4 separate regions of the Homo sapiens genome follow, and regions 1, 2 and 4 are each linked to region 3. The links are chromatin loops, found by intact Hi-C in ENCODE. Cell type or tissue: heart right ventricle. All regions are shown on one strand. Region 1 overlaps LINC02286 (long intergenic non-protein coding RNA 2286). Region 2 overlaps LINC02286 (long intergenic non-protein coding RNA 2286). Region 3 overlaps STXBP6 (syntaxin binding protein 6). Region 4 has its middle 100 kb from the start of GZMB.

The links. Peaks named below come from ENCODE experiments on the same cell type or tissue, not always from the same donor. Only the 100,000 strongest peaks of a DNase experiment are listed, where the experiment ranks them.
Region 1: it touches region 3 in a loop (10-fold over the local background); 79 of 110 quality-filtered maps call a loop at or near these places.
Region 2: it touches region 3 in a loop (13-fold over the local background); 43 of 110 quality-filtered maps call a loop at or near these places.
Region 4: a loop joins it to region 3, with 2.3 times the contacts of the local background. A loop is called at or near these places in 23 of 110 quality-filtered maps.

The regions. Positions count from the first base shown.
Region 1 is chr14:25,129,293-25,137,292 of GRCh38, reverse strand. All of the region lies in intron 3 of LINC02286 (long intergenic non-protein coding RNA 2286), which reads left to right. Among named protein-coding and RNA genes, the nearest start is that of LINC02286, 23 kb to the left of the region's middle. RefSeq lists silencers at 4,185-4,234, 4,136-4,430. In heart right ventricle, CTCF peaks have their summits at 4,075 and 4,284 (motif pointing right); a DNase peak (open chromatin) is centred at 4,322; H3K4me3 peaks cover 653 bases; H3K27me3 peaks cover 1,532 bases.
Region 2 is chr14:25,147,159-25,155,158 of GRCh38, reverse strand. All of the region lies in intron 2 of LINC02286 (long intergenic non-protein coding RNA 2286), which reads left to right. Among named protein-coding and RNA genes, the nearest start is that of LINC02286, 5.1 kb to the left of the region's middle. In heart right ventricle, a CTCF peak has its summit at 4,032 (motif pointing right); no DNase peak of the experiment used is centred here.
Region 3 is chr14:24,802,628-24,810,627 of GRCh38, reverse strand. STXBP6 (syntaxin binding protein 6) reads left to right here. Exons shown (of 6, transcript NM_001394410.1): 6 at 1-1,174. Among named protein-coding and RNA genes, the nearest start is that of GZMB, 170 kb to the right of the region's middle. In heart right ventricle, CTCF peaks have their summits at 4,007 and 4,222 (motif pointing left); a DNase peak (open chromatin) is centred at 4,227; H3K27ac peaks cover 2,184 bases.
Region 4 is chr14:24,731,269-24,739,268 of GRCh38, reverse strand. No RefSeq gene overlaps it. Among named protein-coding and RNA genes, the nearest start is that of GZMB, 100 kb to the right of the region's middle. In heart right ventricle, a CTCF peak has its summit at 4,177 (motif pointing left); a DNase peak (open chromatin) is centred at 4,170.

The sequences.
Region 1 (8,000 bases), 330 kb before region 3:
CACCCACAGCCACCCCTTCCCCCAAGTGCTCTGTCCCCAGGGAGATGGGAGTTTTATCTATAAGCCCCTGACTGGGGCTGCTGCCTTTCTTTCAGAGATGTCCTGCCCAGAGAGGTGGAATCTAGAGTGGCAGTCTGGCTACAGCGGCTTTGTGGTGCTGTGGTGTGCTCCGCCCTGTCCAAATTTCCAGGCGGCTTTGTTTAAACTGTGAGGGGAATACTGCCTACTCAAACCTCAGCAATGGCGGGGGCCCCTCCCCCCACCAAGCTCCAGCATCCCAGGTCAACTCTAGACTGCTGTGCTGGCAGCAAGAATTTCAAGCCAGTGGATCTTAGCTTGCTGGACTCTGTGTGGGTGTGATCCACTGAGCAAGACCACTTGGCTCCCTGGCTTCAGTTCCCTTTCCAGGGGAGTGAATGGTTCTGTCTTGCTGGCATTCCACGCATCACTGGGATATGAAAAAAAACTCCTGCAGCTAGATTAGTGTCTGCCCAAAAGGCAGCCCAGTTTGTGCTTGAAACCCAGGTCCCTGGTGGCACAGGCACCCGAGGAAACCTACTGGTGTGTGGGTTACGAAGACTGTGGGAAAAGCATAGTATCTGGGCCAGAATGCACTGTTCCTCATGGCACAGTCCCTCATGGCTTTCCTTGGCTAGGGGAAGGAGTTCCCTGACCCCTTGCACTTCCCGGGTGAGGCAACACCCCACCCTGCTTCTGCTTGCCCTTCGTGGGCTGCACCCAGTGTCAATCTAGTCCCAGTGAGATGAACCTGGTACCTCAGTTGGAAATGCAGAAATCACCCTCCTTCTTCATCAGTCTCACTGGGAGCTGCAGACCGGAGCTGTTCCTATTTGGCCATCTTGCCTGGGAATCCCTGATTCAACCCAGTGTTTTTAACTAAAAGCAAAAATGTAGTCATTTCTCTGCCCCGATAAGGTACTGCACCATATGTTTTCATAGTGTTCTGTAAATATCAAGAACATGACATGTCCTTTGCCTTTAGGTATAAGGGAAATACCAACATAGTTTCCAGTCTGTAACTTTCTGCTGGGAGGGCTAAAGGAAAGAGTCATACCATAAATCTAAAGGTCTCTTCACTGAAGTTTCCATAGCGCCTCTCTAACTTGTCCATGCCATAGGGTCCTCCCCTCCTCTGAACTCATTCAGTGGTCATAGGCTCCTCATATTAGGTATCTTTTGTAATATATGTCTTGCCTTCACAAGACCCTGGAGGCATTATCTCTTACCTTTATCTGTGCTTCCCATGAAGTTGGTACAGTGCTTGCTCCCTATAAGCACTCAGCTAATGCCGATTCATACAGCATAAAAGTTTCTAAAACTTGGTAGGGGATAGAGTCTTTTTTTTTTAAAAAAAAAAAAAAGGGGGGGGGATCCAGAATAACAAGATGTTCTAGACTTTAGAACAGTTCATATGGCTATTAGGTCATCCTCCGAGATTCACATTCTTGTGAATGTGGTACAATCTTGAATGTTTTTAAGGAATCCTCTGGCTCTGGGTTTGTCTAGGCAATAGAAAATGAAGACTCTAACCCCAAGGAGGGCAAAGCTCCTGGGAAGTAACGTGAACACCTCATCTCACCACCTCTGCCTTGGGAGTCAACACAAATTTATCTTTAAGAAAAAGCAGACATCCTAAAGAACTCCAGGGCCAATGGAGGACCCTGGCCTTCCTCGGAAGCTGACACAGAAGGCTAAACCTTGCTCACTCTCAATCTAATTTCCCTAAGCTCATTTTTAACCGGTCAGGTCACCACAACCCAAATAGCCAGCATTCCCACAAGAATAGGTCCAGGTCAGGATAGCTGTATTTATTGTATTAATAGTATGATACCCACAATAAAGGAAATGAGAAGCCCATCCTCCCATCATGAACTCAGCCCTGCACTGACCAAACCCAACGGAGCAGTCAAGGAGCCACAATTTAAGACAATGACATATTAAACTGAGGCAAGAGGTGAGAGACTAAAACTGCATTTTGAGGAATCATTAAAAGAAGCTGAGGGTGTTTGACCAAGAAAAGAGAAGGCCTGGTAGCTGCATTGTAGAATTTGAAGGAAGAAAGTATATGAAAGATGTTGACCATTCCAAAGCCAGACAGATGGCAGAATTAGAAGCAGTGAGTGAAACATATACAGGGCAGATGTCTTAGTCTAGGTTCCTTAGAAAACAGACTCTAAGGCAAAGCTTAGGCATTACTGCTTTCTCTGGGGGCAAAAGGTAAAAAAAAAAAAAAAAGACATGCATGGCAAGGAAGGAGGGAGAGCAAGAAAAAAATAGTATGTTATCAGGCTGTACACAGCTTCCCAAGAAACACCGCTGGTCACACGTCTCTGCAGAAGCAGGGCAGGCACTGCACTATGCAGCAGTCAGCAGGAAGAAGAGGAGCTAGTCATTTATTTCCCGGATACTTCCTGACTCTTCACTCTCCACATGGCACAAATATCCCTACACTTCTTTTTGTTTTGTTTTGTTTTGAGACAGAGTCTCACTCTGTCACCCAGGCTGGAGTGCAGTGGTATGATCTCAGCTCACTGCAACCTCCGCCTCCTGGGCTCAAGGGATTCTCCTGTCTCAGCCTCCCCAGTAGCTGGGACTCCAGGTATGTGCCACCATGCCCAGCTAATTTTTGAATTTTTAGTAAAGATAGGGTTTCACCATGCTGGCCAGGCTGGTCTCAAACTCCCTATCTCAAGCGATCCGCCCTCCTCAGCCTCCCAAAGTGAAATACCCCTAAACTTCTTAGTAACCTTCTCCTACCCCTTCAAGGGGCACTGAGAGAACCAGAGCCTCAGTGGTGCAGCAGGATCTGATCTGGCCCAAGCCCTGGAGTTGCCACAGCTCCTACCACAGAAAATGTGACCAAGGCTGTGCCAAAGCCCAGCCGTCACACCCAGGAAAGTCAGAAACTACTGAGTGTAAGGAGATGAGGTGGCCACAATGGCAGTGGCGGCCAAAGCTTTATAACTGCAGGAATGGCCAGAAGCTGGGCTAACAGCCGAGGCTGTGGGGATGGGTTCATAGACCACACCAGAACATTAGGTTTTAGTAAGATGTCAGTTTGAAACCATTTAACATTTGAAACCATCTAACGATAGAATTAGCCAGTGCTTTTCAAACATTACGTATATATGAGTACCCAGTACCCAGGAATCCTGTCAAGGGAAGATTCAGATTCAGCAAGTCTGGGATAGGGACTCAGATCGAGCATTTCCTACTAACTCTCCAGGGATGCCCCGTTGCTACCCCCAGGCTACACTCTGAATATTAGGTGAATGTTCTGCTTCACAAAGTGGTGAGTTTTACATCCCTAGGTGTGTTTTAGCAGATCCTGAATTGATTGATCTTCTGTCACAAAAAGTCAGGTATTTTGCAGAAAAGGTCTCCTGCCTGGGAATAAAAGGTTGAACTAAATGACCACTGTAGAACTTTCCAAATCTAAGATTTTTATTTATTTACCAAAACCTGATGAGCACTAAACCAATAATGAATGATACATTAGTTTAAAAAGAAGAAATGCCTAGCTTTAATCTTATTCATTGCTCACTTTTCAATGACTCCTTATCAAATCCAAAGTACAATTAGCCAAGATCCTGATTGAAATTTAGAGCTTTACCTAATGACGACTGACCAGAAATGGATGTAATTCAGTCAGTAACTAATATGAGTGATGTTTTTCTCATCATCTCCCTTTCAAAATCCTTCCTCAACCACAAGAAACTCAAGGAGTAAATGCAGAGATGTTAAAAGGTATAGACAGGACATCTAGGATTATAGGATTATTAGAGACTGTCTCCTCCAGACTCTTATCAAGCCTGAGTTAAGTGTAACGTGAAAATTCAATCCTTTCACTTCATTCCCTGATGAATGAAAACCAAAAGAAAATCTCAATCCAGACGCTTAGGAATGTGAGTTTCTAGACAGCTGAGTTTTCTAGCAAGATAAAAGCTAACGCTTTAGAACTAGATATATTTTTCCTTTTTGTCTAATGATTTTATTCTAATTATCACTTAGAACTGCCGTACAAATTTGAATTCGCCACTTCTCTTCACTTTTCAATTAATTTATCAAGTTTTCATATTCCCTATTATCAAGAGGCACGGTATCGGCTTCTTTAAGCCTTCTCCATGTACACACTGGGCTTTGTCCCTGGATGCTGAAGCCCTCACACTCCAGGAAGAGAGAGCTGCTTAGTTTTCAAGGCTGGGCTGGGAGAACCCGCATATAATTCTACGGAGTTATAACTGTCACTGCTCCTCTCTGCCACACGGTGGCACTGTTGAAGACTGGCTCTACCCAGTCATGCGTGTCCGCTGCTGCAGAGCCTCTGCCCGCCTAGACCCAGGTAGAAATTTCCGTGGCTCCCAGAGGAAGGACGGCCCCATCTCCCAGGGCTGAGCTCAGCCACGTGGTTGCAGCTCTTCCTTCCTTGCACTCTCGTGCCGCATACGCCAGCTTCCCCAAATGCTGCCCACCCCCGAGGGATGCCGTTCAGGACTCTTCCAACATTCACCACTTCTCAGATCCAGAATCCTTTTCTCTCTTCCCTCCCTCAGAATGGGGTGTATAGTTGGATTTTAAACCTTCAAAACACAAAAGTTCTTATTACAGCCCTCTTTCCTGTACAACCTACACCAACCTCTCTCAGGAAAGCTATCCTCAGTGACTCCTAGGTGCCCTTACCCAGCCCCAGCCTCCTATTCACTTTCCTGACTTCTTAGACAAGATACACTGAACACAATTTAACTTTTTGTTAACAAAAAGCTTTAACAAAAAAGTCTCACAGCCATCATTATGAACATCATAGTTTGGTTTGGTTTGGCCGTGGGATTTTTTTTAAGGTAAGCATACACGTGTCTTTTGTATTAGAAAAATTATAGATTGGAGACATGATTTGACAATCCTATTGCAGAACTAATATTTTGGGGAGATCCTTGATTTCTAACCCATCTCTGGCTGGGAAGCACATGCTCTTTGCAGTTCACCATGTGGCCTCCCCACCTCCCTGCCTCACTGCCTCTCTACCCAGGACTCTCTGACATATGCCATCACTTCTTCAGTCTTACTCACTTCTTTTTTACATACATATCTTTATGCTTCAGCTAAATTTAACTATGACCATTTCTCCAAAAACAAGCTATAGTTTCCCATCTCTGTGCCTTTGCTCATGTTGTTCCTATTTTCCTAAATTGCCCCTTATTTTATCCCTGCCTTTTGAAAGCTTAACAACCCTTTGAGGTCCACCCACACACTAAATCCTCCTCCAGGTTTTTTATAATCCCTCCCGCTGAATGTGATCTCTTCCTCCTTTGTACTTCCACAGCAAATTATGCATTATCTCTTTTAAGATAATTTCATTCCTACATTGCCAACATTTGAGATGTTGACTTCAGTGAACATAGAATTTTAATTTTTTTTCTACAGCATTGAGAATAGCATCTTATACTTAGTAAGCATTTAGTAAATACATACTGGATGGAATTTCATTGCCAAACGCATACTTGAACCTTTAGTAAAATTCTTCTGCTAATCTAAGCTTGGTCCCTTTTAGCGTACTCTAATCGCATGAGGATTAAATTCAAAAGAGAAAATATAAAATAGGAAAAAAAGGAGGATACTGAAGTTTTGTATAGGTTGCAAAAGTCCCAAATGGTTCTGAGAGCTAGGAATTTCTACTTATACGTTCAGTGACCTCACGGCATAGAAGAAAATCATCCATGTTTGCAGCTGAGAAAGATAAATGGGGAATTGGGGGATGTAAAAATGGGGGTGTCATTTCATAGAGCTGATCACTCTCTCTTCTCTTGGTTCCCATGATGACACTCTTGCTTTGCTTTCCTGACATCCAACTGATCCCAGTTCCCTCTCCTCAATCTCTTGATGCTGGAGTACCCCAGAACTTAGTTCCACCTCTTCTATTGTTCTCCATCTACCCCTTCTTCCTAAGAGGTTAACTTTGCCACATGAGCAACTTACAATCCACTAGAAAATGACTGATAAGGAGCACTGATCTTAACCATCATAATATATTTCCAGCTTCTGACATTGGCACAGAGACTTGCAGGCTGTGAGTGACAGGTGGCAGTGAGTGTATAAAATCAGAACTTTAGTTCACCTAGGTGTTTCTTTGGGCATGTGATGATTTGTAAGACTTGTGAATAAAATCAAGTGCATGTTTGAGAACCAGCCGTACCCAGTGATGTGTATCTCCTGCTTCAAAGAGCTTTTGCTGGTCTAGACCCAGGTAAAGATTTCTTTTACCTGGAAAGAAAAGGATAAGTAGAAATGATCCTGAACCAATGTTTTTCCTTCTGCTTTTCTTGATGGTAATCAGAGAACTCCACAGACATTAGACCTCATAAGGCAAGTCACTGTGTGTTTACACATGCCAAATGTTTTGTTCTTTGGAGCCTTTTTAAGAATGGAAGAAAATAAAAAATGCAAGAGCCTTTTATGATCATTTATTGTACCGCTGCTAATTTGAAGCCTGCCACTCATAACATGGGGAATGATGATTACTATACATATAGTACTATATACATAGAAATATATAGTAATATAGATATCATCATATACATTTATATATAGTATATATTATATACAATAATATATAGTATTTAATATATACGATAATATATCGTACATAATATATACGATAATATATCGTATATATTGTTTATACATAATATACTATATATTCCTATTTTCCTAAATTGCCCCTTATTTTATCCCTGCCTTTTGAAAGCTTAACCATCCTTTGAGATATATATTATATAATGTTATATATTATAGCATATTATATATTTTATTATATTATATAGCATACATAATATAGTATATATAAAACAATATATACTATATATAGACATGTCTATATATAGTATATATAGTAATATATGTTACTATGTCTATATATAGTATATATTGTTTTACATATAACATATATAGTAATATATATTACTAGATATTAAAATATATATAAAAATATTACTGTATATTTCTATATATAGTAATCTTATTATATATTACTATATATAGAATAAGATTACTATATATAGAATATATTCTATATATTTCATATATATAGAATATATTACTATATATTTCATATATATAGAATATATTACTATATATTTCTATATATATAGTAATCATCATTCCCCTTGTTATGAGTGGCAGGCTTCAAATTAGCAGTGGCACAATAAATAATCATAAAAAGTTCTTGCATTTTTTATTTTCCTTCCATTCTTAAAAAGGCTCCGAAGAACAAAACATTTGGGATGTGTAAGCACAGAGTGACTTGCCTTATGAGGTCTAATGTCTGTGGAGTTTTCTGACTTTATATATATGTGTGTGTGTGTGTATATATATATATGACTATATATATATGAATATATATATATGACTATATATATATAGTACTATATAGAGTAATCATCATTTAATAATCATTCCACAATGAGAGAAAAAGAGAGAGAGAGAGAGTCTTGCTCTGTTGGCCAGGCTGGATTGCAGTGGCACAATCACAGCCAACACGGTCTTACCTGTACCTCCTGGACTCAAGCAATTCTCCAATCTCAGTTTCTCAAGTAACTGGAACTACAGGTGGTGCCACCACACTTGGCTAATTTTTAAAAATTTTTTGTAGAGATAGGGTCTCCCTATATTGTCCAGGCTGGTCTCTAACTCCAGAACTCAAGCAATTCTCCCACCTTGGCCTCCCAAAGTGCTCGGATTACAGGCATGAGCCATGGCACCCAGCCTTATATATTCTTCTACCATGGAAGTTAGTAGCTTTGTCTCTGGTAAAAAGTCTTTACCCTAGGATACATAAATGCTGGTGTGTGTATGTGTGTGTCTATTTGTGAGTATGTAAGTCTGTGTGTATGTGTAAGTGTATATTTGTGCATGTGTGTATATGTATTAATATGTGTATATGAGTGTGTGTGATGTGTGTGAAATTCTCTCCTTACCCAGTTCCA
Region 2 (8,000 bases), 340 kb before region 3:
GACCCTGGAAACAGAATAGGAAATGATGACAACATGCCAACTCGAAAATAATGTAAGTTATTCTACAAATAAAACCTAGTCAACATGAACAAATGACTCAGCTGTTTCTCCCAACAATAGCTGTAGAAAAAAATTTTTAAATGTTGAAAATATAAATATTTGGGTAATTACCCACTGCCATTACTCCACACAGTGTCTGGATTTTCAGCTTTACCTTCTCGTCAGATGAAAGATTCTTGAACTGGTATGTGAGTTCCGCATCTTCTTTTTAGAACTATTTAGACAATGCTCAACTTACAAAGAAATTGCCACTACTCCTGTGTGAAAAAAGGGCACACAGGAGAAGTAGTGGCAATTTCTTTATAAGTTTAGAGGAACTCTGCTAGTTGAGAGGAACTGCTCAAGTTTCTCTCAACTAGCAGACTTTCCTGGACTGCCTGAATCCCTGTCTGCCGTAAGAAGAGAATTTCAAAATGAACTGGTGCTCTTGGAGAGTTCCTGGGTTCAGAAGCGAGGAAAGGGAAGAAGTTTCAAGACCTATGTGTATCAATTACTAATTTTTTTTGCAATTAAATCAAAAACTCTGGTAACAAAAAACATTTGTTTCCTTAGCAAGAAATTCAACAGGAGGACTGAGAGAAAGGCCCCAATTTAGCAACCGGGAACCCAGAATCAAATAGGTTCAGCGGACTACAGTAGAATGGTCAGGGTAGAGACCATGTTGCAATGGGTTGTCTAAGAATAAGCAGTATTTTTTTAAAGTGCAGAGATAAATTTTATACTCTAGACCTTAAAAAACTTAAAAGACACACAAATGGCCAACAAGTATATGAAAAAAATGTTCAACATCACTAATCAACAGAGAAATGCAAATCAAAACCACAACGAGGTATGATCTCAGCCCCTATTATCAAAAAATAAAAACTAATGAATGCTGGCAAGGATGCAGAGAAACGGAAAACTTACATGTGTTTAGTAGGACTTATACTAGCAAAGCTACTACAAAAGACAGTACGTGGTTCCTCAGAAAACTACAAATAGGGCTACCACATAATCCAGCAATCCCACTACTGGGGCATTTATCCAAAGGAAAGAATATCAGTGTAACAAAGAGACCTCTTCACTCTCATTTTTATTACAGAACTATTCACAATAGACAAGATAGGGAATCAACCTAGGATCTAACAACAGATGGCTGGATAAAGAAGATGTGGTATATACACACAATGGAATACTATCAGCCATTAGAAAAAGAGGTTGAATTGGACTTACAGTTCCACATGGCTGGGGAGGCCTCAGAATCACCGCAGGAGGCAAAAGGCACTTCTTACATGGCGGCGCGGCAAGAGAGAATAAGGAGGAAGCAAAAGTGGAAACCCCTGATAAACCTATCAGATTTCATGAGACTTATTCACCATCACAAGAACAGCACAGGAAAGACCAGCCCCCATGATTCAGTACCTCACCCTGGGTCCCTCCCAAAACACGTGAGAATTCCGGGTGATACAATTAAAATTGAGATTTGAATGGGAACATGGCCAAACCATATCATGTATATATATGACATTTGATGGATGGAACTGGAGGACATTATGTTAAGTGAAATAAGCCAGGAACAAAAAGTTAAACACCACATGTTCTCATTCATATGTGGAAGCTAAAAAAAGTTAACATCATAGAGGTAAAAAGTAGAACAGAGGATACTAGAGGCTAAGAAGTGTAGGGGAAAAGGGATGGGAGGTAGGGAGAGATTTGTTAAAGGATACGAAATTATACCTAGATAGGAGGACTAAGTTCTAAAATTCTATAGCACTGTAGGTAACTATAGTTAATAACAATATAAAGGTTCAAATAGCTACAAGGAGGATATTGAATGCTCCTAACACAAAGAAATGATAAATATTTGAAATGATGGATATGCTAATTACTCCAATCTTATCATTACACATTGTTTGTATTGTCATATCACTACGTACCCCATAAATATGTATGATTATCTACCCATTTAAAAATTTTTTTAATTTAAAAAATAGAAGAAAAAACCTTAGCTTTGGAATTTGGCAGAGTTAAAAAACCTTAGCTTTAGAATTTAGAGTTGCAGAGACAAGAAAAATTTCCCAAAAGGTATCTATAGATATTAAAAAACATTACAGAAGATTAAAAAGGGAAAGGGTAGGTTTTATGGTAAAATAATTTAGGGATATACAGAGTAAGCAAAGGTAAGCAGATGTCTTTTCATTACTGCAGAACTTCTCAGCACCTTTAACAAGCTACTGTGAGTTCTAAATATTCAAAAGGAAGTTAACAGTATATGAATGACTCAAATTTATTTGACGAAATGATTATTTTTTCCACTGAGTACCTCCTAAAATAGTGTTTAGAAGACAGCCTATGGAAAACATGGCTTAAAGGATAGAGGATACCATTTTATAACCAGGTAGAAACAAGAAGTAAAAAAGGAGAGATTAAAGAAGCATTAAGGGATACCTGATGGGAGAAGGGCTCAGAAAGTATAAGAAGGGATGTGGCAAAAGTGAACAGGTGGAGGCTAGAAGGGTGCTTCTTCCTCAGCTGTCTGAGAGGCATAAAGAGAGAGGGAGAGAAAAAAGTGTCAGCACATCTACACAGAGCAAAGGGAGTGGAGGAAATTCACAGGGGAAGACTTCATTCTTTTCACAAAAGAAAAGGTTAGATGTGCATAAAGGACAAAGGGCAGGGTTGACTAAGGGAAAGAGAAATATAAAGCCATCAGGGCCTGGGAAGGGGCACCAGGAACAAGGAATAAGTGAAGAAAGGGAGATGGGACAATATCAATTTCAAAAATATGCTTTTATTAACTGTCAAGATTGTAATTATGCATAAGCTTTGACCTAAAATTTCATTTTAATGGCATTTACTCCATATATATATATATACACACACATATACTTGTATAAGTCTGTAGTTACAAGCCCTAGGATGTTTATTAAAACACTGGTTATATAGCAGAAAATTTTTAAAAACATCTACATGTAAATTACTTAAGGATAGTTAATAAATTAGCCCACATTCTTGTATCAGAACAGTAGATAGGCAGACAATAAGAATATACTGACTTGAAAAGATGTCCAAGATATTTTATTAAGTGAAGAAATCAATTTATAGAACAATATGTATAACATGAACCCATGTGAAATAAGACAGTGCGTGTGTGTGTGTGTGTGTGTGTGTGTGCGCGTGCGCACATGCATGCACACAAAAAAATGTCTGGTGGTTGCATGTCTAAGTACATAGTTCTAGGCTATGGTTTTGGCGGAACTCAGGCTGGAAAAAAAGGAGGAATTTTTACCTTTTACTTCATATCCTTCTGTTTGGACATTTTTACAGTAAGCACATACTGCATTTATAGTTGTTACAGTTTGTTCCTTTCTGGATCTGCACTCTTGAGACCCTCCTCCTTCTCCCCTGCAGCACGACTTTGCCTCCCAGCTCCCAAGAATCAAGGGCAGGCTGTACTCTCCTGATGTGACTCAGGCCCTCCTAGACCTCAGGGCCTCATGAAAGACAGAGTTTGCTTAGATTTACTGATAATTTCACTTTGTGACTTCACTTTGTGGCCAGTCCTTTCTGGCTCTCTGATCTTCAGACCACAAAAATGTCATCCAGCTCTAAGTTTGATCCCAATTCTACGCAGACTAGAAAGGGCATGCTGGGACAATGACAAAACATTAATTTTGGGGGCAAACAAGCTTTGTTTCCAATAAATAACATAGAATGAATTCCTGGAACATAAGTGTGTTATGTTCACCATAAATGTGTTACATAAGTGCAGCCTGATCACATAATACTAAAAAATCAGTAAAAATACCGATTTGAAATTATTTTTATAGAAACATGATTTTACCTGAACTTCCCTATTATTTTTTCTATGGACTCAAAATTCTTCTCTTATTTTTATTTTATTTATTTTCAAGGAGAAATTCATTGTCCGATATTCACTTTTCAGAAAATTCAGTCAAAATTTGCTTACAAGCCGTGCAGATGTTTCTTATAACCACTAGGGGTCAGACTACTACGTTAGTAGAAGTCAAACCCAACTTGAAACGTGGTATTAATTGGTTGAGGATCAGGCTGACATTCTCCTGCATAAGAACAGAAGACTGACCATTTAAATTAAACATTTTATAAAGGAGATAATGAGAAAGAATGCATTTGACAAGAGAGACTCAGAAAGTTGAAACTATCATATATATAATAAATATAACATAGTAAAGAAATTTCATCCTTAATAAAAATTTCAATTATTCACTTGCTCATTCTCATTGGCAAGATATTACTCCAGTCTAAGTGGGCTCAGATCAGAGGATTAATCATTGAACTGGGCAAATGTTAAGAGAGCAGAAACAACTAAAATCATGAAACTGTCAACAAAAAAGAAGAAATCCTCATTTATAAAGGATAAACCACATGACTAGCAGAGGATTGAGATGAATGGCAGAAACATTTTTCCAATGGATTTCAGCCATGGTAACAATAAATCTGAGTCATCTCACAGCAATGGGTGTATTCAGGAGTGTGGGCAGAGGGCAGCTCTGGACTGGGCCTCTGTTCCACTCCCAGCTCTGCCACAAATTGACCCTGTGGTCCTGAACACACTCCTTCTCTTCTCCTGATCTCAAAATGTCTTGAGTAAGATTACATGATTTATAAAGAATCTTCAGGCCTTAAAATTAAACAGATTTATCTAACAATATTGTTACATAAAAGGTAAGAAAGTGAGGGGAAAACTTGCCAAGATTTAAGTTTTAACAAAAATTTTACAAATGAGGGTATTCACTCTCAAGATACATTATTACAAATTGTGTTTTTTAAAAATGGAACAAACTGAGATCATAGACCATATTTACTGTCAGACAAAGTAATAAAAAGTCAAAATTTATTTACATTTTTAATGATAGTGTTTTGAAGTAAATACTCTAAGTGTATATGTAAACATATATGCGGGTTATTCCCTGGAATGATAAACAAATTAAAAAGTGGTTACCTGTTGGGGGCGGGGTAGAATTAAATGGATATGGATAGTGTGGCTATAAGAATATAAGGTTTGCTTCTTCATATATTGTTTTGATGTTTTTGTGATTGTATTATATGATGTATTACATTTTTTAAATTTTGAATATATCCATTGCCTATTCAAATTTTTTAAAAATTAATTTTAAACTTTATACATAGGACAAAAATGTGGGCCAATACAAAAATAAACACAACTGAATATGAAAATCCTCCATGATTTGAATGGGGGTTAGAAATGACACAGGGATATTCGTTACTAATATAAGTTGGCAATACAACAGTGATACTGTGTTTTAAATGGCCTGCATCAAAATACCTCAACCAAATTGGTCACATCTTAATGGTTGTATCTAAAGATTTTATTTGGTAGATTTTTCACCTGTGCCCCAAACCCTCACTGAGCTGCTTATACCTCATATGACACCAAATCAGGAGAAGGAAGAAGTTCCTCCCTCCCCCTTTTTTCTTTACATACACACATGCATGCACACACAGGCACACACTGGCTTGTGTGTCAATGAATATTAATATATGCAAATAAACAATGGAGATGGTTACAGGGAAATTGATTCTGCAAATTGCTAACCTAACTCACAGCCTTCTCAATATACAGGTCAAATGTAATTTCTATCAAAATTCCAGCAAGAGAATTTGTAGATGTAGACAAGATTATGGTAAAATGTATATGGAAAGGCAAAGGAACTAGAATAGCTACAACCATTTTGATAAAGAATAAAGCAAGAAGAATTACTCTACTTGATTTCAAATTATATAGCTACAGTAATCAAGGCTACATGGTGATAAAATAGACACATACATTGATGGAGCAGAATGGAGAACCCAAAATAGACCCATACAAATATGTGCAGTTACTTTTTCACAAAGGTGCAAAAACAATTCAATGGAGGAACGATAACTTTTCAACAATGGTGCTGAAACAATTGGACATCCGTAAGCCAAAAAGATGAACGTGGCCCTAAGCTTCAACATCAAATTAAAATTAACTCAAAAAGTATTAGCCTGAGCAACATGGTGAAACCTCATCTCTAAAGAAAAGTACAAAAGATTAGCCAGGCATTATGGCATGTGCCTGTGGTACCAGCTACTCAGGAGGCTGAGGTGGGAGGATGGCTTGAGTGTAGGAAGTCAAGGCTGCACCCCAGCCTGGATGACAGGGCAAGGCCCTGTCCCCCCCACCCAAAAAAAAAGGATTAAAGATTTAAGTGAAATTTTAAAACTATAAAACTTTTAGAAAAAAGTAATAAGAGAAACTCTTCAGAATCTAAGACTAAAGAATTTTTAGATTTGACACCAAAATCATGCCATAAAAGAAAAGATTGATAAATTGAATTTCATCAAAATTTCATACTTTTTACAAAAAATTAGCCGGGCATGGTGGTGGATGCCTATAGTCCCAACTACTCTGGAGGCTGAGGCAGGAGAATGGTGTGAACCCAGGAGGCAGAGCTTGCAGTGAGCCGAGGTCACGCCACTGCACTCCAACCTGGGCGACAGAGTGAGACTCCATCTCAAAAAAAAAAAAAAAAAAAAAAAATTCACACTTTTGCTCTGTAAAAGGTTCTGTTGAAAGGATGAAGAGACAAGCTTCAGATTAAGAGAAAATATTTGCAAAAATGTATCTGGCAAAGGACTAGTATCTATAATACATAAACTATTCTAAAAACTTAACAAGGAAAAACCCAATTAGAAAATGAGCAAAAGACATAAACAGACATACTAGTGAAGAGGATATACAGGTGGCAAATAAGTACATTATAAGACATTTCACATCATTAACTGGCAGGGAAATGTAAATTAAAACTACAATGAGATATCATTACACACCTATTAGAATGGCTAAAATAAAAAATTGTGACAACACCAAATACAGACAAAAATGTGTAGAAACTGGATCACTCATACATTGCTGGTGGGAATATAAAATGCTACAGACACTCTGGAGATTATTTTGGCAGCTTCCTATAAAACTAAATATGCAACTGTCATCCAACCCAAGAACAGAATGGAGAACCCAAAATAGACCAGCTTTTAGTTGCGGGGGGCGGGAAGGGGGTGGTAAAAAACTTCCATCCATAAAAAAACCTATACATGGATGTTTTTAGCTACTTTATTTGTAATAGCCTAAAACTGCGTACAGCCCTGATGTCCTTCCATGAGTGAACAGTTATACAAAATCTGGTATATCCATACATGCAATACTGCTCAGCAAGTAAAAGGAGTGAACTATTGATACACACAACAACTAGAATGAATGTCCGGAGAATTATGGTGAGCCCAAAAAGCCAATCCCAAAAGGTTAGGTACTGTATGAGCCCATTTATATAACATTCTTGAAATGACAAAATAATAGAAATGGAGAACAGGTTGGTGATTTCCCGAGGCTAAGAATGAGGTTGGGAATGGGTGAGAAAGAAGGAAGAATACTATAAAAGAATGCTACAAGAATCTTTGTGATGAAAATTCTCTTCATCTTGACTGTATCAATGTCAATATCTTAGTTGTAATACTGTACTAAAGTTCTGTAAGATATTAGCATTGGAGGAAAGTAAGTAAGGGTATATGGGATTTCTCTATATTATTTCTTAGAACTGTGGGTAAATCTACAGTCATCTCAAAATGATTGTTTGGTTTTATATATATATATATATACTTATATATATGTGTGTGTAATTTTAATTTTATACCTATATAAATATGTTTATTTTACATAAAATACTTCTAGAAGAATAATATAAACTATGACCTCGAGTTGTTACGGAAATGAGGATTATAGTAGCTATGCATATTTTTTCCTTGCTGGATGTGCATGTGTGTGTATGTACAAATTATTATCTACCAATTCCAAAGCTACTCTTCTCTCTGCCTTATGTTTCTGGAACTGAGACTTCACAAACCACACTTCTATTTTCCCAACTTAGGCTTTCCCT
Region 3 (8,000 bases):
TTGATAAATATAAGTATTCCATGTCTTGCCCTCTTTCCTCACTCTCTGCTTATCCTTTTAGACCTAAGTTTCATTGGAAATAGCCTGAATTAGAAGAAAGCCCATCCGAATCTTTATTAGCCCCCTCTAATGATTAGTTTCCAGGCTGCGTTCATACCTTTGACCTCTCAGTGTCAAAGTCCTACCTAGGCCTCCCCACAACAGAGAGGGCCGTAACAGCAATCCCTGCCCCTCCTTTACCTCCCAGCCTCTTGCAGAGGAGCCCAGTGATAACACATGTGAAGTTCTTTGCTGTCCTCTTGTAGAAGGTGCTGCAGTGCAAAGTATTAATACGGTCTTAGACAAAATAACTGTCATGATTTGGGACCAGTTTGGTTGAGCTTGTCAGAAGACATTTCATTTGTTTCATTTCTGCACTTCTCTATGAATTTTGGGATACTATATTTCTGTGAAGGACTTATTGTATAGACAACTCAAAAAGGAAAGAAACTTTCCAGTATTACCACTTCTTCCTGGAATATAGCTGTAGTATTTCTCACTAGTATTATTAGATACCTGTGTACAGAAAGTATGCAGTTATTCAGGTTAATGTTTCATATTAAAGAATGTATTTGTAAAATGTAACATGATCAGTAGTTACCTTTTTTCAAGCTCTGAAGAAGTTCAGATTACGTGTTAGACTTAAGTTACAGTGAAAACTGTTTTAATACTACTTTTGTGGCTAGCAAAGGTTGTGCATCTATTTAAAATTATTTACAGGATGCTCTAAATAAGGGGCATTAAAGATAGGTTTAGCTCTTAATTTTAGAAATTGTGACACTACTGATGTCTGTCATACAGTTATTCTTCAGAAGTTCTCTGAGATGTCAAATATAATTTTTGTTTAATTCAGAGATAAGTAACACCTGCTCTATTGATTCACTATTACAACAAACCCTAATTTTGTCATTAAATATTTTAACTCTGTGATGAAATTTGTTTCTTGCAGTTATTTATGAACTCTATAAAACACTACCAAATAAGTACATGTCACCACATTTTTTATGCTAATAGGAAAATCTTATGTGCCTAAGGGGAAACCTCAGAACTAGTATTAGCATGATGATAAAATGTCATTACATATGTTCTAATGGAAAAGCTTGGAATGTAATAAAGACTAAAGAGCTAACCTTAATTTAGACAATGGGCATCTATTCAGCAAGTTTTTTTTTTCCTTCTCCTGGGTGAAGCAATTAAGCTGATTAATAATTACCTTTCTGCTGATATCAGTGATGTACTCCATTTGAGTTCATTTTATTGCATGTGCCCTCATTCAGCAGACTAGTTTCTTGCCCTGTTAAATGGGAAAGAAGACCTGCTTGTATTGTGTCAATTTATTTTTATGGAAAAGCAAATGCAACATATTGCACCGCCCCATTTGTTTTCAAGGGAAGTGATTTGGGTGACTACTGCAGCAGAACAGCTGTCTCTGGGTTGGCATGGATGCTCGGTAAAGCAAGGGGGACTTGGAGATATTTCCTGGGAGGAGGGCAGGTGGAAAGGAGAGACCTGCAGTCTTCACTTGTCAGAGGAGAACGAGCAGAGATATGTTTGGGTAGATGAGGACCCAGCCTTAAGTGAATTATGCATTTAAAGGCACTTGCTCTTGTGAACTAAATTATAAGCTGATTGCCCTGCAGAGATTATCCTTTTTTAATGTAATTTTTATTAGCGATTATACCACAACCAACTCTCAAATTTTATGGGAGGATTAATATAAAAAAGCAGTGGTGCCTTTCTCCTGCATCAATGAGAACATGCTTAGGAAAAACGATTGACTTATCATAATCATCTGCCTAAACAAGCAGATTGGGGCAGATGTGGGGGAACAGAAGGGGAGGCATGGTGGAAAACACCCGAAATAAATTTCAAGATGCAAATGTCTGAGTATTGTTTTCTGTTGCCACCCATTCTGTGTGCCTTTCATAGGCTAACTTGTGTGGTAGCCGGATGTACGTATGCATGTTCACATAAGCACGCTCGGCAGGCATGGAGAAGAGAGCTGTGCGCTGCTCCTGCATAGCCCCCTGAGTCACTTTATGCCAACTTCCTGCCTATCTTGGCATGGGTGGGCAGGGGACAGTACTTCCTAGTGCCAGTGAAATTGTGGCAGTGCCACAGGTGGACCATTATCAGAGCATGAAGATAAGCAAAGATGTAAGAGACATGGAAAAAGGACACATCCCACCCACAAGGCAAGTCTCATGTTCTCTAAATGTGAATGCGCTAACTAACAGTCCTCTTTAACAAGATGGTGCAAAGGACGGGTTTTCTTGTGGTTTGCTTTCTTAAAATCTAGAAAATACATCTAAAATGGTTTTGTGTAACCAAGCCAAGCTGATGCTAAATTTGCCTTCATTTATACCTTCGCCCCAACCTTTTGAACAGTCTTCTTTCTCCTGTCCATGTCCTTCTCCTTGCTTCCTGGCCCTTCTTAAATCCTGCTTTAGCTCTCCCTAAGGCATTACCCATAAATAAAGTGTTGGTTTACAGTGGCTTCTTAGAGCAGTTCCTCCACCCTGGCTGCCTGCCACAACCAATTGGGGAGTTTTTAGAAATATACATTTACTCCCAAACTTGCCATTTTGATGTCCTTGGTCATGTTGTGTTTTCTAAAGAAAAAAAAAAAATTCCAGCAGGTCTGGGATGACCGGGCACCTGGCTTCCCCAGATATTTACTAGATTTTAAACCAGCAAATTAAAGCTGTCGAGGGCCAGGCTCATGCACGTAATCCCAGCACTTTGAGAGGCTGAGGTGGACAGAACACTTGAGTCCAAGAGTTCGAGACCAGCTTGGGCAACATGGTGAAACCCCATCTCTACAAAAAATAGCCAAGCCTGGTGGTGCACACCTGTAGTCCCAGCTACTGAGGAGGCTGAGGTGGGAGGATCACTTGAGCCTGGGATGTTGAGGCTGCAGTGAGCCGTGATTGTGCCACTACACTCCAGCCTGGGTGACAGAGCAAGATCTTGTCTCAAAAAAAAAAGCTGTCAAGAAAATTAAATATAATGTGCATTTAAGCTCTATTACTACTATAGTGTAACCTGCCTTAACCCCCATTTTATTTTCTCCCTTGAGCCTCATCTGGAACCTTCCTTGAGCCTCATCTGGAACCTTCCTTGAGCCTCATCTGGAATTCTCCCTTGAGCCTCATCTGGAATTCTCCCTTGAGCCTCATCTGGAATCCTCATCAGGATTTCCAGAGTTGTACTTTCACTTCCCATCTCTCTCCCTCCCCTAAAGTTTTCTGCTACATTTTCTTCTTTCTGCTCATAAGTCATGACCCTGGGCATAACAGTGTCTGCTCCCGTGGTCCATCTCACTGGCCACTGATGGACATAGTTCGATGAGGCAAAGCTGCCTTGCCTCCTTCAGCACACAGGGACTAATGGACAGACCTACGTGATGCTGAGTTGTTTGCCGATGTGTATTATTATTGCTCTCACATTTTGTCTGTTAGACGTTTTAAATGCTACTGATTTTCTCAGAAAAAGTGAAGATATTTTTGTACATTATTTTCCTGTCTTTTGCATACTCAGCCAACCCAAGGATGCCTGTTTCTATGGCTCCCGGCCTCATCACACATCCAGACTTATATGTGTCAAGAGCTGGACAGGAATTTCTAGCCCTGCAAGTCCCAGGTGTCACTTGTCAACCTTAGATATGGAGCCTTTGTCCCACAACATTGTATCACAATTGCTTTGCCACTTTGTCAGATGACATGGAAAGAAGAAAAATGAGCCCTTGGGTTCTCTGAGCTTAACCCTGCGATTTAAAACATGGCTTGGATGATCCATAGTATCTGAAGAAAATCCCTTAATTGTAACACTGCATCCTTAGTGATTGAAGCCTCAAGCGTTCTGTTAGCTTTCCTTAAAACAATTCCTTTGTTTTACTGCCCCAGGAAGGTAAATCCGGTTTCTACTATTAAACATGTCATTTTATTCATAGTACAGTGGCTTCTTTCAGGGGATGTTTTGTGTTTTTAGACCTGGAGATACAGTGACTAATACTGGCAAACACATTTACATTGGTCCGAAACTTTCCAATACTGAAGGAGCCTTGGCATTTGAACAGAAGGAAAATAAGAATGTATGAATTGTGCCCTACCTGGCACCTCCTGGAGTGGAAAAATAAAACACAGCTCCTTTTAACAGGCATGGACGAGGACAGGGAGCCCCCTTGCGGTGATTTCCTGGAGGCAGCATTGCATTGTATTTAGGATGAAGACCTAGGTTCACCTGCCCTGCTGTGAAATCCAGCTCCAATTTTACCACGTGTGAGGCCTTGAGAACGTTACTGACTCTCTCTGTGCCTGTTTTCTTTCAAATGGGGGTGATCATTGTAAGGACTGATGAAATAATGAATGTAAAACCTTTAGCCCCGTGCCTGCCACATAAGGGCTCCATGTATGTCAGCTTGGCAGTGGGCTACTTCCCTGTAACGGACCCAGAACAAAGCAGTAAACTTTACAGGCCTGGATGCCTGCCGCACTGTGCTGCTGGCTGGTAGAACAGACAAACCCTCCTTAAATTCACGTAAGCACAGGGCACACGGGGCAGACATTATTGTACCGAGATGCACTCATTTTTATGGCCCAGGGATGAAGACCCCTTGACATTCCATAGATACCAGCTCTGGGATAAAGGAGAGACTCCTGGACTACAGGCGCCCAGTGTTGGGCACTTTCTGGAAAAAATTCCAAAAAGGCTAAATTCGCAAAAGAGAGAAGTGAGACAAATTGGCCTCCATGTCTGTCATCAACTATGGGGATGGAAATGAATGGTTTTATGATCTGGGAGATGATGTGACATGTCCTTTGGACAATAATTCATACTCCCCTTGAAAAACAATGTTTAAGGTTGTTATACAGATATATTGGTGTGATTCCAAAGATGCTGGGAAGGCCTTTCTCAAAAATAAGCCACTCCCAAATGACTTAAGTTGACAGTAATTTAAAGAGAACCATTTACTCCACAAACTGAACCTGGGTCTAGAATGAAAATAGCTCTAAGAGAAAAAAGGAAGTAACTAACATCTCACTAATGTGTAAATTTGTAATAACGTACCTTTTCTGGAAGCATCTTGAGGCGTTCAGCTAAAAGGAAGGTCTCAGAAATACTATGTTGTCAGCATACCATGTTCTCCCATATTTGCCATGATGCTATTAATGACCAACATTATTATTAGGTCATTTGTAAAGGACAGTCCAAGCAAGGGGGATCATGCTACTTATAACAGTGGAGCTGCCCCAACCAAAATCTCAAACTCTACTCCTCTATATATTGCACTGTGCATTACGCTCCTGCCTGGCCTCAAGTGATCCTCCTGCTTCCCATCCCAAAGTGCTGGGATTATAGGCATGAGCCATTGCAGCCAGTTTGCAAATTTCTTTTTGTAAAAGTAAATTAGCTAGGATCCTTTCTAGCAGAGAGCCTCCTGGCTTTGTCACTAGCTTTGTGTTCTTAAGCAAATGATACAGTTTAATCTGTATTTGGATCTTTGTGTTGCACAGGAAAATCGTCCCCACCCTGCCTGCCTCAGAGGCCTGGTGAGTGAAGTGGGTTGTGGAATGTGAAAGAGCTCTGGGAAGTCCAAAGTGCTGAGGAGGTGTGTATTACTCACTAAAACCTGCATCTTTCACTGGTCCCACTCAACATTTAGAGGATTCCCTTATCTACCACCACCCCTTCCCCTACAAGCTCATCCCTGAAGTACTAGATGGTATCATAACTTCCTTCTCCCCCTCAAAGGAAAAAACCTCATGACACTTGGACTCTATTTGCCAGCATGGGAAGTAGAACAAAGGCAATAGTAGAAGACAGTTCCAACCTGCTCGGGGAAAGAGACAGCTGGACTGGAGACCACCCCGGGGAGGGGGAGATTCAGAGCATTCCAGGGGTTGAGGGAGAGTGTGGTGCCAGACTGTCAGCCTGTACACAGTCCACCCCAGGGCCACTGACAACTCTTCAGAGTCTGACATACTGTTGGAGAAACTGATCTCTACCCACTTGGGAACAGTTATCAAAAACAACAAAATTTTAGAAAGCAGCCAGGGAGAGTGGACATCCTCTCCCCCAGCATGGGGACTGAAGTGAGGCACACTCAGGTCCTTACATCTGGTCACCTAATGTAAGAGTCACATAGAGGGGCCACAGCAATGGCCAAAGTTTTGGGAATTCACTGGGTAAAAGTGGAAGTAATGGTGACTCAGTTATCCCAGGGAGACAGGATACGCATGGAAAGATGCGATCCAAGGCCATCCTTTCAGGTAAAACTCGGCTCACCTCAACACCACTCCCTGAGAGCAGCACTGTCATCCTGACTAGGGAAGACCCAGCTGCCAGCTCTCTGCTGCCCTGTGGGGTTGCCCAGCCTGGCCTCACTTTCCCTGTGGAAACAGCAGAAGGAAGGACGGGAAGAAGGCGTAACTGTCTCCCCTCAGTCTAATGCTGAGCTGGTCTAAGCCGTCTACTTCATGTTTCTGCCCTCTGGCTCCCCCATGACCCTCCATGGTGGCTGAGCCACCCTCCCTACGTAAGGTTGCCCTTGTGCACCTACCACCCGCCCAATCTGCTGGATGTGGACACCACAGGTGGAAGGAGTGCGAACCAGTGGCCCCCCGCCCCAGCCAGGCTTCCTGCAGTTCCCTGTCCTGCTTCTCTCTTTGTTCAATTCCTCTCTGCTGAGGTGGGATGAGGGGAAGGAAGGCAGAAAGAGGCTGAGGTTTCCACATGAGGGGTAGATGGGAGCTCTAACGAACATTATCCTTACAAAGCATGAGCGGCAGGAAAGGGGAAGGAGGAGAAAGTGCTGAATCTACTTTGGAAGCCATTCAAACCCATCCAACAGTCTGTCAACAGATGACGGCTTCTAGCGCTTCCCACAGACCTTAATTCCATAAGCAAACCCACAAGAGACGTTGGCCTAAATTTTCATTCATTGATTGATTGATTTATTTATTTATTTATTTATTTATTTATTTGAGACAGAGTCTTACTCTTTTACCCAGGCTGGAGTGCAACGGCGCAATCTCAGCTCACTGCAACCTCTGCTTCCCGGGTTCAAGCGATTATCCTGCCTCAGTCTCCCTAGTAGCTGGGATTACAGGCACCCGCTGCCACGCCCAGCTTATTTTTGTATTTTTAGTAGAGACAGGGTTTCATCATGATGGCCAGGCTGGTCTCAAACTCCTGGCCTCAAGTGATCTGCCCTCCTTGGCCTCCTAAAGTGCTGGGATTACAGGCATGATCCACAGCGCCCAGCTCGCCTAATTTTTTATCGTGGGGTTTTCTTTAGAAAAAAAAAAGCCTTAAATTATAGTTCTCAGGTTTGCTTAGGCCTAGAGAGAGATATCCATGCCCCTCACACGCCCCTGAGTTCAATCAGGACCGTAAACAAACACCATCCCATTACCCACTAGGCCTTACCTGGCCTGGCCATCTTTCAGTTCTCCAAACATGCGAGACTTTCACACCTGAAAACCTTCACACAGCTGTGACTGTGTGAGGAAGACTCTTTCCCTGACTCTTCACACGGCTGATCATTTCTGGACTATCACGTCTCCACTTAAATGTCTCCTCAGAAAGGCTTCCCCTGACCACCACATCTAAAGTAGACCTCATGGCTTTCCCTTCTCATGACCTGCCCTTCTTTCTTTCCACAGAACCTAAGGAAATGTGTGTTTGTACATTTGTCTACTTCTTTATTGTCTTGCCCGTGATACATTCAGCTCTGAGAGGCCAGGAACCATGTCCATTTTGTTCACCAGGCTGCTAAGGTTTATCAGGCACATAATAGATTCTTTCTAAATGAAAAAACCTGCCCTATGCTAAAGCCCCCATGCAGAAGGGGCACAAATGGGAGTTACAGAAAAAAAAAAAAAAAAAACCCAAGTAACTAAACATATGAAACGATATTCAGCCTCACTCATAGAGAAATGCAAATTTTGTAAAAGGTA
Region 4 (8,000 bases), 71 kb after region 3:
TGCTTTGGCTATATCCAGAATATACAAGGAACTCAAACATCTCAATAGAAAATGAACAATCCAATTTAAAAATGAGCAAATTATCTGAACAGACATTTCCCCAAAGAAGACATACAAAAGGCCACCAAATATATGAAAAACTGCTCAGCATTACTAATCCTCAGGGAAATGTAAATCAAAACCCCAATGAGGTATCATCTAACCTCAGTTAGGATGACTATTATCACAAAGACAAAGAATAGCTAATGCTAGAGAGGATGTGGATAAAGTGGAACTCATGTACTATTGGTGGAAATATAAACTAGTACAGCCATTATAAAGTATAGTATGGAGGGTCCTACAAATAGAACTGTTATATGATCCAGCAATCCTACTACTGGGCATTTATCCAAAGGAAAGTGATACGGTTTGGCTGCGTCCCCACCGAAATCTCATCTTGAATTCCCAGCATTGTGGGAGGGACCAGGTGGGAGGTAATTGAATCATGGAGGCATCTTTTTCGTGTTGTTCTCGTGATAGTGAATAAGTCTCACGAGATCTGATGGTTTTAAAAATGGGAGTTTCCCTGCACAAGCTCTTCTCTCGTTCCACCGCCATCTAAGAAATGCCTTCCACCTTTTGCCATGATTGTGAGGCCTCCCCAGCCACGTGGAATTGTGAGTCCAATAAACTTCTTTCTTTTGTAAATTGCCCACTCTTAGGTATGTCTTTATCAGCAGCGTGAAAAGGGACTAATATAGTAAACTGGTACCAATAGAGTGGGGCATTGCTGAAAAGATACCCAAAAATGTGGAAGCGACTTTGGAACTGGGTACCAGGCAGAGGTTGGAACAATTTGGAGGGCTCAGAAGAAGATAGGAAAATGTGGGAAAGTTTGGAACTTCCTAGAGACTTGTTGAATGGCTTTGACAAAAATGCTGATAGTTATATAAACAATAAGGTCCAGGCTGAGGTGGTCCAGGATGAGGAACTTGTTGGGAACTGGAGCAAAGGTGACTCTTGTTATGTTTTAGCAAAGAGACTGGTGGCATCTTGCCCCTGCCCTAGAGATTTGTGGAACTTTGAACTTGAGAAAGATGATTTAGGGTATCTTGCAGAAGAAACTTCTAAGCGGCAAACCATTCAAGAGGTGGCTTGGGTGCTGTTAAACACACTCAGTTATAAGCAGAGCATAAAAGTTCAGAAAATTCACATCCTGGCAATATGATAGAAAAGAAAATCCCATTTTCTGAGGAGAAATTCAATCTGGCTGCAGAAATTTGCATAAGTAATGAAGAGCCGAATGTTAATCTCCAAGACAATGGGGAAAACATCTCCCAGGCAGGTCAGAGTTCTTCATGGCAGCCCCTCCCATCGCATGCCTGGAGACCTAGGAGGAAAAAGTGGGTTCATAGGCTGGGCCCCAGGTCCCCATGCTGTGTGCAGCCTAGGGACTTGGTGCCCTGCATCCCACCTTTTCCAGCCATGGCTGAAAGGGGCCAATATAGAGCCCAGGCCATAGCTTCAGAGGATTCAAGCCCCAAGCCTTGGCAGCTTCCAGGTGGTGTTGAGCTTACAAGTGCACAGAAGTCAAGAACTGGGGTTTGGGAACCTCTCCCTAGATTTCAGATGTATGCAAACGCCTGGATGCCCAGGCAGAAGATTACTGCTAGGGCAGGGATCTCATAAAGAACCTCTGCTAGGGCTGTGCAGAAGGGAAATGTGGGGTTAGAGCCCTCACACAGAGTCCCTACTGGGGCATCGCCTAGTTGAGCTGTGAGAAGAGGGTCACTATCCTCCAGACCCCAGAATGGTAGATCCACAGACAGCTTGCACTGTGTGCCTGGAAAAGCCACAGACACTCAATGCCAGCCCATGAAAGAAACCAGGAGGGAGGCTGTACCCTGCAGAGGCACAGGGATAGAGCTTCCCAAGACCATGGGAACCCACCTCTTGCATGAGCATGACCTGGCTGTGAGACATGGAGTCAAAGGAGATCGTTTTGGAGCTTTAAGATTTGACTGCCCAGCTGGGTTTTGGACTTGCACGGTGCCTGTAGCCCCTTTGTTTTGGCCAATTTCTCCCATTTGGAGTAGCTGTATTTACCCAATGGCTTTATTTACCCAATACCTGTACCCCCATTGTATCTAGGAAGTAACTAACTTGCTTTTGATTTTACAGGTTCATAGAAGGAAGGGACTTGCCTTGTCTTGGATGAGACTTTGGACTATGAATTTTTGATGTAATGCTGAAATGAGTTGAGACTTTGGGGGACTGTTGGGAAGGCATGATTGGTTTTGAAATGTGAGGACATGAGATTTGGGAGGGGCCATGGGTGGAATGATATGGTTTGGCTGTGTCCTCACGCAAATCTCATCTTGAATTCCCATGTGTTGTTGGAGGGACCTGGTGAGAGGTAATTAAATCATGGGGGCAAGTCTTTTATGTGCTGTATAATGTGAATGGGTCTTACAAGAGCTGATGGTTTTAAAAACAAAAGTTTCCCTGCACAAGCTCTTCCCTCTTGCCACCACCACGTAAGAAATGCCTTTCACCTTCCACCATGATTGTGAGGCCTCCCCAGTCATGTAGAACTGTGAGTCCAATAAACTTCTTTCTTTTATAAGTTGCCCAGCCTTGGATATGTCTTTTTCAGCAGAGTGAAAATGGACTAATTAAAAAAGGAAATCTGTATATTTGAAGAGACATCTGTATCCTCATGTTTATTGCAGCTCTATTGACAATAGCCAAGATATAAAGTCAGTTTAGATGTCCAACAACAGATGAATGCCTTTTTAAATGTAGTCTGTATACACAATGGGATATGATTCAGCCATAAAAAAAGAAAGAAATCCTTTCATTTGAGGCAACATGGATGGAACTGGAGGGCATTATGTTAAGTGAAATAAGCCAGAAACAGAAATTTAAACACTACATGTTCTCATTCTTATGTGGAAGCTAAAAAAAGTAGATCTTATAGAAACAAAAAGTTAAACAGAGGATAGTGGAGCCTGGGAAGGATGGGGTAAGGGAGCGACAGGGAGAGATGTGTTAAAGGATATAAAATTACATATAAAGTTACAGCTAGATAGATAGAATAAGTTCCAGTATTCTCTACCACTGTAGCATAACTATACTTAATAATAATATATAGTCTTAAATAGCTAGAGGAATGTTCCCAACACAGAGAAATAATAGGTATTTGAGATGATAGATATGCTATTTGCCCCAATCTGATCACTATACACTATGTGTCTCAAAACATCCCTACATACCACATGAATATGTACAATCATTATATGTCAATTAAAGAATAAAATAAAAACATGTTCAAATAAATAAAATTAATTTGGAAGCCTAGTATCCAGGTTGAGCAAGTAAGTTGAAAACAGTAGGACCATTGAAGATGTGAAGAAGTGATGAATACAAGAATCCTTATAATTAAGTAGGTTATGTGCCTTAAAGAAACTCTGTGTGACTCTGTAGAATAGTAATCACTGAAATGTGTAGTTACCAAAAGCAGTGAAACAAGATGACACATGTTCAGTTTCTCTAGAAACAAACAATTAGTTGTGTGGAAGAAATGAAATAATAGAGTCCAGACTGTCCTGACTGTTTGTTCCTGGGGCAGAGGTTTTCTTCAGGATAGCACGGCAGGGTGCATCTTCCTAATACCTGCTGGGTGAGAAAAAAGTGGAGATTTGTAACCCCCATCAAAGAGAACCTCACCTTCCTACTTATTAGTGCCAGAAATAATTCCTCCAGGGTCATCCTTGGAGGAACAATGGAAAGAGGAGGAGGAATCAAGCCCAGCAATGCCAAGACGTCACTGTTTCAACACACTCACACCTGCCTCTTTTGATGAAATGACACTTCAGGGGGTCAGAGGTGGGCTTATTCTTTCAGCTATGTCCTGAATGAACGCACAGTAGGGAGGCCCTAGTTCTAAACAATTGTGAGCAATTATTGACTGTAATAAAAACAAAACTGCCATCAAAAAAAACTGTTCCTCGTTGCATGCTACCCCTCCTATTCCTTAGAAGTTATTACATGAAATGGACTTGCCAGCCCAGTATGTTGTCACTCTTGCATCTTCACATGACTCTGCCTCGTTGTAATCATCACCACCTTTTTTTTTCTTGAGTCCTTGAAGCAAGAATGGATCAAGGGAATAATTTAATTCTAGCGCCCTCTGCTGGTCCTGTAGAAGGGCAAGATGTCTGAAACTACATCAGTACTTGCCACATTGTTCACTACCGAAAAGCCGTTTTATTATTTTATTAACTCCAGAGACGTCACATTTTGAAATTTTTCTTTCAGAAAAACTCTGTCTATTACGTATTTATTAGTCTACCAGTTTGCATCTATTAAAGTCATAGAAAACTGCCAATCAGAACTTGTGACCAACATGCAGTAACCAAGCTTACTACACAAAGGTTATGTATTTCTAGTTCAACATAAAAATTCATACTTTACCTAGCCTGTAAAATATTGTTGGTAAGTGTGCAATTTCTGTGACTTTTTAACATATTGCACATAACTTAAGGACCTGGTTCCTACACAGAGATCCAGGGACCCCAGGTTTTGAACCATAGAGTCAGAATGTCTATCTCAGTACCTAAACAACAGGCATGTTTCTGACATATTCTTACTTTACTAGTAAGCACTTCTGGATGATCGCTAAATGTTTCTTGTTACTTGCATATAATTCTTCAAATTACTTTGGTGTGTTAACTGGTCATATCGTGGCCTAGGTTTTCAGGTAACAGGTTAGCAACAGCGATGAACAGCAGAGTGGGGGTGGAGATGGTATCTAGGAGGTGGCATACATAGGTACATGATTAGCGATATCTGAAATCCAATTCTCAGTTGCCTTCTTGCCCCATTGCCCTCCAACTGCATTACAGGATGGTCTCACAAACAGAAAGTTGATGTATTCACAGGAGAAAAGAGAGGGAGATGGCACAACATGGTAGACTCAGCAGAGTATGTGAATGGGGCCCGGGGGGAGAAAGGCAGGGGAGTGAGACAGTCAAGAAATAGGGGAGGGATAGCATTAGGAGATATACCTAATGTTAAATGACGAGTTAATGGGTGCAGCACACCAACATGGCACATGTAATATATATGTAACAAACCTGCATGTTGTGTACATGTACCCTAAAACTTAAAGTATAATAAAAACAAAGAAATAGCCAAGGAGGCCTCTGAGGCCAGAGACTCATTGTTCTCACCATGGCGACTGACACAATACCTGAACTCATACTAGGCTCTCAAACATTTGGAAAATTTCTGCAGGTATCATGCTTACTTCTCCTAGAAAAGCTCTTAGCTAGGTACAAAGCTTTACCACTGACACTAATAATCAAGACTGCTAAGATGATAATCAAAAGTAGCTTGTTCAGTGGTAGAATTGAGCTTGCTATGTGGCTGTATTTTGTACAGAAATGGCTGTATGTTTTCGAAAAAGATGAATGTGTCTCAGAGTGATTTTCAATGTGTGATTTTTTTCTTTTAAAGTAAAATTTCATTGCAATATAACATGCAAATGGAAAGGTACACAAAGTGAACACAACTACCTAACCAGAACTCAGATCAAGAAACAGATCATTCCAGCACCCAGAAGACCTCGTTGTGTCTCCTTCCTGTCATTCGCCACAGCCCCATCCCTGCTATCCTAACTTCTATGCCGTAGATGAATTTTGCCTATTTTTATAATATACACACATACACATACATGAATATATACTCTTCTGTGTCAAGTTTCTTTTGCTCAACATTATTTTGTGAGGGAAATTCATGTTGTTAGTTGCAATTTATTCTCATTGCTATATTAATAAATGTACCACAATTTTTAATCGATTCTTATGATGAGTTGACTCCAGTTACTATTCTAGCTACTGTTCTGAATTGTGCTGGTATGAGCATCTATACACATTTGTTTTGCATGCATATATACCCTTTTTTGTTAGGTATTTGCCAAGTGGTGTAATTGCTGGATCACAGGACATAGTATGTGCATACAATCAGCTTGCACAGGTGCTGCCAAAAGGTTTTGCAATGTGATTGTGCTGATTTTGTATTAGTTTTTGTGCAAAGCTAGATGCCAGAGATGTTTAGAGAGGATAAAGAACAGGGAGTGAGAATATTGTCCCTAGGCCTATGATTTGGAGCCTAAGGGGATTTGATGGAAAAGAAGACAAAATAATCCTCAAAGGGATAGGCCCCGCCAATCATCAACTAATCACTGGAGTGGATCTGAAAGTCTACTTCCTAAGGGTGAGAAAGGAAGGCAGAATCATAATGCAAAAGGCAAAGGAGAAGGAGAAGATAAGGAAGAGGATCAAAATGGATGCTACCCCCAAATGTGAAGGCAATGCTAAAAATTTACCATCATTAAAAAGTGGCATTGTAGTGTCTCAAAACCCTGACCCCAACAGGGAAAATTAGAACCAGACTGCAGCAAAATATGAGGCCTGTAGTATACATTTGTATTGGTCTCAAAGTTTCATAAACTTGTTTGGGGCTTTGTGGGCACTCAGAGTTATTAACCAGGACAGCTCCTCTTTGTAATTTTGGAGTAATGCTTTTTACCACTGCTAGTATTCACAGGAAAACAATAAAAGCTTATTTTTGAGCTTCTCCATAAGATTTTTTTCTTTATTTCTTCTAAAAAAGAAAAAACAGGATACATGTGCAGAACATGTAGGTTTGTTACATAGGTATACATGTGCCATGGTGATCTGCTGCACCTATTTACCCATCCTCTAAGTTCCCTCCCCTCACTCCCCACCCTCCAATAGGCCCTGGTATGTGTTGTTCCACTCTCTGTGTCCATGTGTTCTCACTGTTCAACTCCCACTTATAAGTGAGAACATGTGGTGTTCAGTTTTCTGTTTCTGTGTTAGTTTGCTGAAGATGATGGCTTCCAGCTTTATCCATCCATGTTCCTGCAAAGGACCTGATTTCATTCTTTTTTATGGCTGCATAGTATTCCCTGGTGTATATGTACCACATTTTCTTTATCCAGTCTATCACTGATGGGCATTTGGGCTGGTTCCATGTTTTTGCTATTGTAAATAGTGCTGCAGTAAACATATGTGTGCATTGTCTTTATAGTAGAATGATTCATATTCCTTTGGGTATATACCTAGTAATGGGATTGCTGGGTCAAATGGCATTTCTGGTTCTAGATCCTTGAAGAATCGCCACACTGTCTTCCACAATGATTGAACTAATTTACATTCCCAACAGTGTAATAGCATTCCTATTTCTCCACAGCCACACCAGCATCTATTGTTTCCTGACTTTTTAATAACCATTCTGAGTGGTGTGAGATAGTATCTCATTGTGGTGTTGATTTTCATTTCTCTGATGATCAGTGACGTTGAGCTTTTTTTCATATGTTTGTTGGCCATGTAAATATCTTGTCTTGAGAAGTGTCTGTTCATATCCTTTGCCCACTTTTTGATGAGTTGCTTGTTTTTTTCTTGTAAATATGTTTAAGTTCTTTGTAAACTCTGGATATTAGACCTTTGTCAGATGGGTAGATTACAAAACTTTTCTCCCATTCTGTAGGTTGCCTGTTCACTCCGGTGATAGCTTCTTTTGCTGTTCAGAAGCTCTTTGGTTTAATTAGGTCCCATTTGTCAATTTTGTCTTTTGTTGCAATTGCTTTTGGTGTTTTTGTCATGAAGTCTTTGCCCATGCCTATGTCCTGAATGGTACTGCCTAGGTTTTCTTCTAGGATTTTTATGGTTTTGGGTTTTACATTAAATCTTTAATCCATCTTGAGTCCAATTTTTGTATAAGGTGTAAGGAAGGAGTCCAGTTTCAGTTATCAATATAGCTAGCCAGTTTTCTTAGAACCATTTACTGAGTAGGAGATCCTTTTCCCGTTGCTTGTTTCTGTCAGGTTTGTTAAAGATCAGATGGTTGTAGGTATGTGGTGTTATTTCTGAGGCCTCTTTTCTGCTCCATTGGTCTATATGTCTGTTTTGGTACTAGTACCATGCTGTTTG